Regions from separate parts of the Homo sapiens genome. Here region 2 is linked to region 1. Evidence: chromatin contacts called from ENCODE Hi-C or POLR2A ChIA-PET data. All regions are on one chromosome and are shown on one strand. The core of a region is the stretch at or near the end of the contact, and the rest is flanking DNA. Distances in the headings are between cores, read along the strand shown. Region 1 has its middle 9.9 kb from the start of SPINK4. Region 2 holds the start of AQP7 (aquaporin 7).

Region 1 (6,396 bases), core at 2,646-5,145:
AGAAATAGAGATATTCCTTCCACCCCATTATCCTATGGACCCCCTTCTCAATATGTCCAAAAGTCAACTTTCCATCTTCTGTCCACCCAGAGCTGCCCTACCTCCCAGTTCCCCCACCTGGGTGGACAGCACCACCATCACCCCACTGCCTTAGGCTAATCTGGGGACCATCCTGAGCTTCTCCTTCACCTCTACATTCCAGGAACCAGGTCTTACTGATTTCACCTCCTCACCACCTCTCATATCCATCACCTCCTCTATATTTCCCCTAGTTCAGCCTCTGCGATCTCTCACCTTCATTACTCATGCTGTTTCCCTGCCTCCAGTCTCACCTCCTCCAATCCATTCTGCTTCCAGAGCCATCTTTCTGAATGCAAAAATGACCACATCATCCCTCTGCCTAATATTATTCAATTACAGATAGTCAATTCAACTAAAGTTACTCAATCACAATGACTCAAGCATGAAAACCAAGCTCCTTGGTTTGTATGACATAAAAGTTCCGCCACGACTGGTCCTCTGTTGGCCTCTCTAACTTCACCTCTGGCCACTTGAGCCTTCACCCCATCCGATAGAACCACCTGCAGGCTTTTACGCCTCCAAGCCTTTTCTTATGCTGTTCTTCCTGATTGGCGTGCCCCTCTATTACCTCCCCTTGGGCTCTCCTCTCAGACCCTCAGCCCACTCCAGTTTGGGGACCATGTTTGCACAGACATCTATCCCAGCAGCAGCTGTAATGTTTCATGACCTTATCTTGCCTATGTGACTATCTCTCATATTTCCTTAAAGAGAGGAACAGGGGGACATTTAAGTCACTTCATATCCCCAGTGCTCTGCCCAGGGCCTGGCATGTGTGTGTTGACTATTTGAATCCATCCTGCACTGGATGAAGTCTCAGGACAGTAAGGATGCCAGCTTCAGATGCTTGGTCTGCTGGACTGAGGGCTTGAGGAAGCTCTGAGGACAAGCTGGACTCTAGTGGGTCCACTGGGTCCAGCCAGTGACATCCTATGCTGTGTCCATATAGGTGGGAACAGAGGTGGCACTCTATTTCAAGGACCACATTTTCTACTAGCTCTTAGCCAACCTGGCTGGGGACCTAAGAACTTAGTATCTCCTCTAAGACCTGAGTGTGGTGCTTTGTCTCCATAAGCTACCCCAAGACCATCTGCTGAACTCACAGGAAACAGTTTCAGTGCCTATCTTCTCTCCTGGTGCATGGACTCTTGGCTTGATCACCTCCAACCATAAGGGATTATCATACAGACCCATCGAGGAGTGGGGCTGCTCAAGAGACCTGGTGTTCTGGGACCTTGTGCCATCCAAACATTTCCATTCATGGACATAACCAGTGGCTCAAGTCCTCTGAGCATACATACAAAAGAGCTTAGAACAAAGTCTCTTGATACCCCCTTCCGTTCCAGAGCTCTGATGGCCTTCAGAAAAATCAGATTATCACAGCCTGGTGCAACATGTCACAACTCCAGACCACTATGAATTTTGATAGGGTCCTTGGGTTGCAAGCAACAGAAGTAGATTTTGGCAAACCTCAGCAGAATAATAATTTTCCAGAAGGATGTGGTATTGTCTTAGGTTGGACTCAGGGGCAGACCATGAGAAAAGCACATTAGATTCCAAATCATTTTCTGGGAGGCAATCCCACGAAACACCTGCAGGAGAGTGGGAATAAGGAAGGCAGGGAAGGGAACTAATAATGTATGCATCGCTGAGGTTACCACTGGGGAAACTGGGCCTCAATCCAACCAGGGATGGCTGGGACACTGTGTGGCACACATGGCAGAGTTATCCCCACTGAGAGGTGAAGGAATTGGGGTATATATCCAGCAACTCCCAACAGTCGCTGATTGAGGGCTGCTGGAAGAGAGACCATTAACTCCCTGGCACTATCGGCTAGCTCCTTTCATGTCTCTGGGCTCCTAGAGAAAGCCTCCGGGCAAAGGATTGCAAGGGTTGCACAGGGAGGCCGCAGGTATGCACAAGAATGGGGAGTGGTAAACAGTGTGGGTGGGACACTGACAGTGCCTGCTACCACAGCTGCACAAAAAACTAGGTGACAAGCTGAAAAAACTATGCCCCAAAAGAACTGGGCTCAAAAAACCTAGAGTTATGTGTCCACATTCCGTTTTTTTGGTTTTTGTTTTAGAGACAAGGTCTTGCTCTGTTGCCCAGGCTGGAGTGCAGTGGTGAGATCACGGCTCACTGCAGCCTTGACCTTCCTGGCTTAAGCGATCTTCTCTCCTCAGCCTCCCAAGTAGCTGGAACCACAGGTATGCATCACCATGCCCAGCTAATTTTTTATTTTTATTTTGTAGAGACAGGGTCTTCTTATGTCGCCCAGGCTGTTCTCGAGCTCCTGGGCTCAAGTGATCCTCCCAAAGTGCTGGCATTATAGATGTGAGCACTGTGCCCAGCCCATGTCTACTTTCTGACCAGGGAAGGGAAGGCATTTTTATGGACAGTCCCTTATTTGTATCCAATGAAGGTAAGTAGGTCTCCAAAGAAAACCTGGGATTCTATTACCGAAAGGAGGAATGTTGCTGGTCAGACAAAAGCCACAGATGTTACTAAACCTTCCCCACATGCTTACTTTGTTTTGTTTTGTTTTGAGACAGAGTTTTGCTCTGTTGCACAGGCTGGAGTGCAGTGGCACGATCTCAGCTCACTGCAACCTCCGCCTCCCGGGTTCAAGGGATTCTCCCACCTCAGCCTCCCGAGTAGCTGGGATTATAGACGCGCACCACCACACCCAGCTAATTTTTGTATTTTAAGTAGAGACAGGGTTTCACCATGGCCACATGCTGATCTTTCACTTGTACGATGAATTCGCTCACAAGAGCCCAGGGCTTCATAAAGCTGGCCCAACAAGGGCCTCCTGATGGCTCCTGGACACAGGGGTGCCGTTGTCCAGAGTAACAGCTCCCAGACTCATGTTGGAGTCCTGAGTGCTGCCTCCCTTCTGGGCTGTGCCAGGGGTGGGCCAGGAGGCAGCCATGCCATCAGAACCTGGGCTCTGGAGTCTGGACACCTTGTCTGTGTGACCTTGGGTGTGTCATTGCACCTCTGAGCCTCAGTTGCTCACCTGTAATCAGGGCTACTTCATGTGGTTGTGTGGAATGTGTTCTGTTCATCTCCAGGGGGTGCCATTCCCCTTAGATTCCATGGGCCCTGTAGTGTGCACTTAACTGGAGTGGGGGCAGGTAAGGTATCCAGCAGCAAAGTTCAGAGGCCATGCAACCTGCCCAAAGGATCCTGGGGTGTGCTGGGGAGAACCAGAGTTTTGTTCACAATCTCCCACTCTCATACTTTTCTTTGGGGGGGCTGTCATCATGCTCTCCCACTTATAGACAGGCTTACTGTTTGCTATTAGGGATGGGGAGGTATGGCTGCAGACCGCTTTTCCCAACTTTGTGAACTAAAGGAACAGAAGGGACTTTTCTCCTCTCCCCACAGCCTCCTTCAGTGTATAAAAACCCAAGAGGAGACTCTGATTGGGTTGGGTAAGTCATGTGCTCATCTCTTGAACCAATCAATGTGGCCTGGAAATTGGGCATCTGTGATGGGCCGGGCTGAGGTCACATGTACCCTATTGTTGCCAAAGGAACAGGATAAAATGATTAGCGATTTTGGAGCCTGGCAAATGGCACAGCCTCAGAGCCCAAAAGGCTAAAGTCTTCAGTCGGTTCCAGGAGCCCTGGAAATTCTTTCCTTTTCATGATGTTTCTTTTCCATATCCAAGGTGGCCCTGGTTGGTACCCACCCTCTTAAGGCAGACTCTCTTCCAGGCAGGTGCTTTCAACATGCCCATGGGCACTGGTCCAAGGCAGGCAAGGGAGAGGTCTAGTTCTCATGCTCAAAGGCGCCCAGTAAATATTTGAGGTGAGTCAGTGCGTTGACAGGTGAGGCCTCAGGGCTTGTCTGCCCCTCCCTGGTGATTGTCTCCACCTGACCCTCAAGCTGCCCGAAGATCTCTGCTGCCCTCTCCCTGTGGTGGGTGTGATCTGGGCATGGTCCCCTGCCCAGGGTCTCCTGCCCACCTCTTTCTTCCCAGCCTCGAGGAGGGGTCCTTAGATCCGCACAAGGAGTTCCCCCTCTTAGCCTCTTAACCTGGCCTTATAATTCTATCTATTTTACAGACGAGAAAATTAAGGCTCAGAAAGATTAAATGACAAGTTCGAAGTTTCCAGCATTGTAAGTGGCAGAGCCGGCATTCAAAACAATATCTGATTTTAAATCTCAGACTCTTACCAGATTCCTCTGCCCACCATAGATTCTGGTTTTAAATACATACACCCAGAAGCCCATCCTGGCCCAGTAACTGAAATAGCAGGAGCTGAAAGAGCCGCACAATTTGAAGTGAGTTTCGTGGAAAATTCTGTGGTCCAGCCTTGGCAGGAAGTTGCCAAAATAGTCGAGTGTGGACCACAGGTGGAACCTCCTTGCATCTGGGCCCAGCTAAGGTCTAGAGGTCCCTGAATATAGACCCTCTCCAAAAGGCAGTCATTCCAGGGGGTCCAGGCAGAAGGTGGGAGGAGCTGCCACACATGCCCCACGGCACTTATAGGTTCAGCAGGCAGGACCCATGTGACCCCAGCTTGGCATCTTCCCAGACACAGCCACTGGCAGTATCTATGACCAGGCTGAATTTAGACACGGGGTCCAAAATACTGCTACTCATCCCACCACCGACCCCAGCAACCTGCACCCTCCTCACCAACATTCACATAGTACCTGTGCTGTCCTCGGCATTGTTCAGAGGGTACACTGCTCCCTTTGCAGAACCTCTCCTGTCTGGCCCTCAAGGCCAACCTCCCCCTCCCTTTATGGTGAATGGGGTATGGGCATGGAGTCTCCTGCCGTCTCTCCTCTTCCCTCCCAGATTTGAAAAGAAGTCTTTGGACTCTCACCAGGATATGTGATATCCTGATATGTCCAGCCTTAGGGTCTTCTGCTGTCCCTTTCTGAGAATCTGTGCTTGCTGGGAACCCAGGACAGCTCCAAGGACAGGAAGGACTGAAGGAAGGGGCAGTGTGGTTTGGAGAAAGATCCCAGATTCAGGAATACGACAGAACCGGGTTTGAACCCTCATTTGGCCACTCACTCACTGTGATAGGCAGACCGATGCTCCCATCCCCCCAAATACCTACCTCCTTATCCCCCAAACCTGTGAATATGTTACCTCACATGACAAAAGGGATTCTGCATCTGTGATCAAAGGAAGGATCCTGAAATGGGGAGGTTATCCTGGGTTACCTGGGTGAGCTTGGGCCATAAAGTTCTCATAAGAGGGAGGAGGGAGAGTCAAAGAAGGAGCTGTGATGATGAAAGCAGAGTGGGGGGTGATGCAGGCCTGGATCCCAGGGTTAGAGGCAGCCTTAAGAAGCTGGCAAGGGCAAGGGACGTTTTCTCCCGTAGGGCCCCCAGAGGGAGAGCAAGCCTGTGCCCCATTTCTGACTCTGACCCCCGAGTGGAACAGAATGCATTGATGTTGTTTGAAGCCTCTGCGTTTGTGGTAATTTGTGACTGCAGCCATGGGGTGTGAATCCACAAGTTCTGTGACCTCAAGCAAATTCCTTAACCGGAGAGCCCACATTCCCTCATGGGGTGAGGGTGCCGTGGCTCATGCCTATAATCCCAGCATTTTTGGGAGGCTGAAGTGAGAGGATTGCTCGATCCCAGGAGTTTGTGATCAGCCTGGGCAATATAGCGAGATCTCGTCTTGACAAAAAATTGTAAAATTAGCCAGGCATGGTAGCACACGCCTCTAGTCCCAGGTATTTGGGTGGCTGAGGTGGGAGGATCGATTGAGCCTGGAGGTGGAGGCTGCAGTTAGCACCACTGCACTTCTGCCTGGCCTACAGAGTGAGACCCTGTCTCAAAAATGACAACAACAACAATAATAACGCCTACCTTGAAGTGTTGTATTAAAAAGTATATATTAGGGCTGGGTGCGGTGGCTCACACCTGTAATCTTAGCACTTTGGGAGGCCAAGGCGGGCATATCACTTGAGGTCAGGAGTTCGAAACCAGCCTAGCCAACATGGTGAAACCTCGTCTCTACTAAAAATACAAAAAAACATTAGCCTGGCATGGTGGCGGGTGCCTGTAATCCCAGCTACTCAGGAGGCTGAGGCAGGAGAATCGCTTGAACTCCGGAAGGGGAGGTTGCAGTGAGCTGAGATTGCGTCACCGCGCTCTAGCCTCGGTGACAGAGTAAGACTCTGTCTCCAAAAAAAAAAAAATTAAACGCCTGGCTCATAACAAAACTTAATACATGATGCCGTTATGAAAAGGAGGAAGAGAGAGGTGAGGAGAAACAGAAAGAGGAAGAGGGAAGAGAGAAGTTGGGTGGTGAAGCTACAGCCAGCCCCATGTTCT
Region 2 (6,396 bases), core at 2,154-4,653, 170 kb before region 1:
GCTCATGCCTGTAGTCCCAGCTACTCGGGAGGCTGAGGCAAGAGAATCACTCGAATCCGGGAAGTGGAGGTGGCAGTGAGCCAAGATTGTACCACTGCACTCCAGCCTGGGTGACAACAGCGAAACTCTGGCTCAAAAGATAAAATAAAATAAAAAAGTATTTTGTTTTATTTTTATATATTTATTTATTTTGAGACAGAGTCTTACTCTATCACCCATGGTGGAGTGCAGTGGTGCCATCTCAGCTCACTGCAACCTCTGCCTCCTGGGTTCAAGTAATTCTCCTGTCTCAGCCTCTTGAGTAGCTGGGATTACAGGCACCTGCCACCATACCTGGCTAATTTTTGTATTCTTAGTAGAGACGGGGTTTCACCATGTTGGCCAGGCTGGTCTCGAACTCCTGATCTCAGGTGATCCACCAACCTCAGCCTCCCAAAGTGTTGGGATTACAGGAGTGAGCCAATGCACCTGGCTATATTTTTATTTGCTAAAAATAAAACTCTGTGTGTGTGTGTGTGTGTGTGTGTGTGTGTGTGTGTGTGTGTGTGTGTGTAGGTCCTGGACAGTCACAGTTTAAGCATCAAGAGGGCCTGAGTTTAGACCAAAGGTATACCAGGTATAAGGTTGTGGCAAATATTGTTTCTTTGAAATTTAAATTTAACTGGGCATCTTATATTTTATCTGGTAACTCTACTCAAGCCCATCCTATGAAGAAAGGACCCCGGGTGTCCCCTCCCTCTCTGCCCCCCAACTATCTCCACTGGCTCAGAGACCCAGAGACCCCCCGCCGCAGGCTCTGTGCAGACTAACATGCTTCACAGCTCTGACCCAAACTCCCACCTTGGTGGCCCCTTTAGCTGCCTCTCTTCTCTCTGCAGTTGAACTTTCTGCCTCCTCAGCCTCTGCTTCTTCAGTGCTGTTGCCACCCTCTATCCCCACCAGCTCATCCAGGCAGCTGTCTGCAAACACCTGCCTGGCCAGCCCCTCCCAGCACCCAACTCTGGGGCAACAGCCCCCTACTGGCTCCCATCAGCCTCTGGGCAGCCCTGTGTCTGGGTTTCCAGCTCCTTCCACACCCACTCCTTCTTCGTCATCCTTCTTCCCCAGAATCCTGGCCCTGGCCCTTGCCTCACTCCCTGTGCTTCTTGGGCAGCCCCAGCAACTCTAGTGCTGAATGTCCAGGGGCTGATATCTCCTCTTCTCTTTCTCCAGCTAGACTCCTCTCCCCAGCCCAGGCCCAACTGCGCCTCTGCCTGCTGGATGCCCTGGGGCCTCAGGGACCTCAGGTTGACCCTGTTGCTCTTCTCTTTGTTTAGAACCCTTTGCAGGCTCCTCAGGCCCTCGGGTTAAAGTCAGAACTCCTTGGCCTGGCTGACAAAGCCCTTCATGGTCTATCCCTGCCCACTTCCGCAGCCCTCTGCAAGTCACTCGCAGTTCCCAGGTTTTCTCACAATCCCATCAAGCTTCAAATGCCCCGGTGCCCCATCCCCCTGCTCGTTTTGGAAAACTCAGTTCCCACGTCACCTCTAACGGAAGACCCTTGTACCCCTCCAGCTTGGGATAGCCCCGTCTGTATTCCTTCCAGCCTATCTGGTGTGTCCTAAGTCACCTGCTGCTTACCTGTCTCTGCCGTGAGACAGATGGGACTGTGTCTTCTCCACCTCTCAGTCCCCAGGGTCAAGCCCTGTAAAAGAGCTTAGAGCCTGATCTCTGACCCCAGCATGGATCCCAATTCCCTCCCTCACCAACCTGACACCAGCCCATTCCAACTCTGCCCAAGTGCTGACCTCATCCAAGACCCCAGATCCACTTCTAACATGACCTCATCCCGGCCCTGGGAGCACACATGGGAAAGGAAAAAAGGCAGGACTCTCCCATTTCCAAGCGTGCACCCCTCCCTTCCTGAGGAAGAAAGGCTGAATCTTGAGCCCACGTAGAATCTGCAGAGGGAGGCCGGGCGCAGTGGCTCACACCTATAATCCCAGCACTTTGGGAGGCCGAGGCGGGTGCATTACCTGAGGTCAGGAGTTCGAGACCAGCCTGACCAACATGGTGACACCCCGTCTTTACTAAAAATCCAAAAAAACTAGCTGGGCTTGGTGGTGCATGCCTGTAATCCCAGCTACTTGGGAGGCTGAGGCAGGAGAATCACTTGAACTGGGAGGCAGAGATTGTGGTGAGACAAGACTGTGCCACTGCACTCCAGCCTGGGCGGAGCGGGACTCCGTCTCAAAAAAAAAAGAATCTGCAGAGGGAAGTTAGTGCCTTACAGAGGGCTTCTGACTAGGAAGCCCCGGGACTGTGGCCGACCCCTTCCTCTCCCTGCCTCACCCCTGCAGAAAGATCTGCAGAAAAAGCTGGAAGGGGTGGGAGGGTGTGTGCAGGGGTGGGGACTGGGGCTATGCAGGTTCCAGACCTGGTCTTTGGCACCCTCTACAGGACAGTTCCATTCCCAGACCTGAGCTTTGGACAACTGAATCTTATGCCCCTTCCCACCCATGGAGCCTGGTGCCGGAAGTTCCCAGGACTTACCCACCGTCCACCACGCCACATAGCAAGCGTCCTCAGTGTCTGCAGACCAGAAACACCTCCCTTGTGTCTCAGCACTGGGCCACCTGCTGAAACCCCAAACTGCCTGCCCCATTGTTTGAGACCCAGTCAGGCCTTGGCTCCAAAAGTCCTCTGGGACTGCTGCTGGCCCCCAGGGTCTCTCCTGACTGCACCTCGGTCCCGGAGCTCCCACACCGCTGAGCCCCGAGCCCGATGTCCCGATCCAGCTCTGGGTCCTTTACGGGGGCCTTGCTGGCCTTTCCTAAGGGAGGTGTTTTCCCGAGGACAGGTGGACTGCTCCTCAGACTAGGGGCCCTCGGAGGGCCAGGCCTGGGCTTCTACCTCCTCTCGCAGGCTGGTGTTTCTCTGCAAATATGGCTCGTGTGTCCTCCTTCCTCTCAGACTGGGGGCCCCTGAGGACTGGGCCTGAGTTTCCCTTTCCCCCTTCACAATGGGGGTTCCCTGAGGACTGACCCAGGGCCTCCCCCGTCCCCTCCACCTGGCTGTTAATCTCCAACACTTCCACCTCCAGTCCTATTCTGCACAGCTCTCCCCAGCGCTGGGGGCTCAGAGGCCTCTTCAGCCTTCCCCAGGGCTGGGGCTCAGGGAGGGCTTCCTCAGGCGCTGGCCCCAGAGTCAGGCTGCACATTGGCTTGGAGGACAGGCCTTTCCTCTGGGACTGAGAGGCCCAGAGTGCCCACCCAGAGCTCCACCTCTGACCTCACAAAGGCCTGCTTCAGAACTCGGTCTCCACGGCACTGCTGGCCGGACGAGGGATGTTATTTTGGGCAGTGCATCTGGACTTGGTTCAAGTGGCACCAGCCAAACCCCTGCCTTACTGACCTCTCCCCTGGAGGAGCAGGAGCAGCGCTCGAGGCCGCCCTGGGAGAGCTGAGAGGCAGGCTCTGGACTGGGGACACAGGGATAGCTGAGCCCCAGCTGGGGGTGGAAGCTGAGCCAGGGACAGTCACGGAGGAACAAGATCAAGATGCGCTGTAACTGAGAAGCCCCCAAGGCGGAGGCTGAGAATCAGAGACATTTCAGCAGAGTGAGTGGGGCTCCAGGCAGGGTGGGGATGGGGCAGCCTCCTCAGCGCCCAGATCTGGAAGGGCCATTCCCTGGGTACCATACAGGGAGGAGGTGACTGAGGGATTGTTTGGGGAAGGAGCCCCGTCTGGGAGTGGAAGTCCCGGCTTTCTTGTTATGGTGCAGTCCTGTGTTGCTGTGTGACACAGGCACATACACCCTCTCTCTGGGCCTCAGTTTCCTTACCTGTAAGTTGGTTGTTGGGAGGACCAGCGGTAGAGCAGAGATGGCAGGGATGCACTGAGCTGGGCTGTCAGCAGACCATGGGGGTGGGACGAGGAGAGAGCTGAAGACCACCGGCAGTGGACCACAGCGGGAGGCGTGCAGGCAGGAGACGGGTCAGCTGCCGGCTTGCTGGAGTCATTCCTCCCACGCAGTCCCCTCCTGAGGGGCTGGAGCTGGGGCTGGAGGGTTTCGGCAGTCAGGGCTGGAGATAAGAGTCTGTGCTGGAGCTAGAGGGAACTGGGCTAGAGAATCAGGAGGACAGACAGGGTGAGGGGACTTCGGGCTACCTTCATGCTGTCAGTTAGAGATAAAGATAGGAGTACAAAGGGGAATTTTTGGGTGAGGTACACGGGTGAAATGAGTTTTCAGGGCCTCATCCTGTGTGTTCACCTTCTGTGTGTGTGTGTGTGCATGCGTGCATGTGTGTGTGTGTGCAGGTCCTGGACAGTCGCAGCTTAAGTTAGCAGCAAGAGGACTTGAGGTTAAAGGTATAGCACGCAAATATGAGGCTGGAGCCACTGAGTAGAGGCTGAGGGCATCTCCACAGTCCAAAGCCGGGCTGCAGACACGGAAGGTCAGCAGGAGCACTGGAGGGTCTGGCCTGGGGCTGGGGTCCTGGGGCCAGCATGGGTGGGGTGGGGCTCCAGGGCGTCGCCTCATTGGCTGAGCACCGCTCCTCCCTCCCTGTTCCTTGGCTGGGTTAAGGGAGTGGCACTAGCAGGAGCTGCCCCAGGGCTTCTCCCCTGGGGACCAAGGTCTGATGGAAGTGTGGGGCCAAGTTCTGTGTCCTCCAGCCCTAGTGACCTCTCTTTGGCTCCTCAGCATCTACAAATCTGAAAGACAAAACATGGTTCAAGCATCCGGGCACAGGCGGTAAGTACCCCACCCTCTTCTCACCCTCCAGCCCCCTGTCCTTCACCCAGCCCACTTCAGTGCCCTCCCTGTTCCATCCTCAGCCTCTCCCTTGGGGCAGCTGTCCCCACTCGACCTCCTCCTCCCCACCCACCCACTCGCCTCTGAGGTCCCAGAAGAAGAGCATCTTCCACCTGTTGCCTGGGCTGGGTCCTGGGGTGAGGGGAGGCTCAGAAATACTTGGATGAGGGTCAAGGCATGCAGGTGGCCTTCAACTCAACTGCACTCAGCACCTCTCACCCTCTCAGGCTCAGCTGTCTTTGGGGTGAACAAGAGCCAGTCCTTGCAATGGCCAAGGCCCAGCCTTGTTAGCTTTCTGGCCTCCCCACTCCAGCCCCCTGCTCTCCCTCCTCCAGCCACACTGAGTTTCTTTTCAGGTTTTTTTTTTTTTCCGAGATGGAATCCAGTTCTGTCGCCCAGGCTGGAGTGCAATGGCATGATCTTGGCTCACTGCAACCTCCTCCTCCCGGGTTCAAGCGATTCTCTTGCCTCAGCCTCCTGAGTAGCTGTGATTACAGGATTACAAGCACACACTACCACACCCAGCTAATTATTATTATTATTATTTTGGTATTTTTAGTAGAAATGGGGTTTCGCCATGTTCGCCAGGCTGTTCTTGAACTCCTGACCTCAGGTGATCCACCCGCCTTGGCCTCCCAAAAGGTTGGGATTACAGGTGTGAGCCACTGCACCTGGCCTCACACTGACTTTCTTTGCTTTCTTCAAACATGCTGAGAGTCCTCTGGTGACTAGTCTCCCTCCACCTGAGAGGCTTTCTGCAGCTAACATACAGCCCACTCTCGTCTCCTTCATGGCTTTGCTCCAAGGCCACCTTCTCAACAAGGATTACTCTGGCTGCCCTATTTGAAATCACACCCCATCTCCAGCCCCTGCACTCCCAATTCCCCTCTCCTTGCTCTGTTTTTTTCCGTAGGAGCTGGTACCTTCGCTTATACAAATGTACTTACTTATTACATTTCATTGCTGTCAGCTCCACGCAAGCAGGGATATTTGCCTGTTGTACACTTGGACGGAGAGAATGAATAGTGCCACTCTGTTGACATCATTGCCTCTAGCCTACATCGCTCTCCAGGGCTTTAGATCCTGTTTCTAGAGACCCACTGGTGTCTCACAGGCAACTCAGCTCCTAGATGGAAACAGCCTCCTCCGCCCCCTGCAAGTCCACTCCTCCTGTGCTCTTGGCTCAGTCAGGGGTCCCCTTCTCCTCAGTTGCTCAAGCCAGAAGTCAAGGTCATGTCCTTCATACTTCCCTCTCCCCCATGTCTCACATCCAGTCACCAATCTCCTAAAATATCTAGAATGTGCACAGCTTCCACCATTCTTTCTACCACCACCCTACTCCCCCATGGCCATGTCAGGCCACCACCCGCCCATTCTTCAAAACCCCCTTCAGGCCTCACCTCCCATGCCTTCCCTGAGCTCCCCCAGTCCCAGGCTGCTTCTCTCTGGTGTTGTTGCCATTACCCATCTCTTCCATTAAACAGAGTGACCCAAGGGTGGAGAGTGGGTTTTGACTTTGTATCCCTGGTGCTTGACTCATAAGTAGATGCTCAACAAAAAAAAATTTTTTTTTTTTGAGATGGAGTCTTGCTCTGTTGCCCA

Evidence for each region. A loop is a pair of places that touch in the nucleus more often than their neighbours do. ChIA-PET counts read pairs that join two places held with the same protein, here RNA polymerase II (POLR2A). Pooled maps may share reads with other maps.
Region 2: a map of PC-9 shows a loop between it and region 1 (21-fold over the local background). The contact joins the promoter of AQP7 here to the enhancer-like site in region 1. A Hi-C loop is called at or near these places in 2 of 168 maps with a recorded cell type or tissue (Caco-2 and PC-9) and 6 of 50 pooled maps. POLR2A ChIA-PET finds 5 or more read pairs at or near these places in 1 of 52 experiments (AG04450).

The regions. Positions count from the first base shown.
Region 1 is chr9:33,227,075-33,233,470 of GRCh38, reverse strand. No RefSeq gene overlaps it. Among named protein-coding and RNA genes, the nearest start is that of SPINK4, 9.9 kb to the left of the region's middle. RefSeq lists enhancers at 1-68, 6,206-6,375. Within about 2 kb of position 3,895, at least 6 of the 41 ENCODE cell types and tissues checked have a DNase peak (open chromatin) inside an H3K27ac peak, as active enhancers do.
Region 2 is chr9:33,399,575-33,405,970 of GRCh38, reverse strand. AQP7 (aquaporin 7) reads left to right here and starts at 3,403. Exons shown (of 8, transcript NM_001170.3): 1 at 3,403-3,598; 2 at 4,684-4,734. The coding sequence starts at 4,709. LOC105376020 (a long non-coding RNA gene) reads right to left here and starts at 4,450. Exons shown (of 3, transcript NR_188543.1): 1 at 4,149-4,450; 2 at 3,823-4,063. RefSeq lists an enhancer at 1,078-1,635 and a silencer at 4,186-4,480.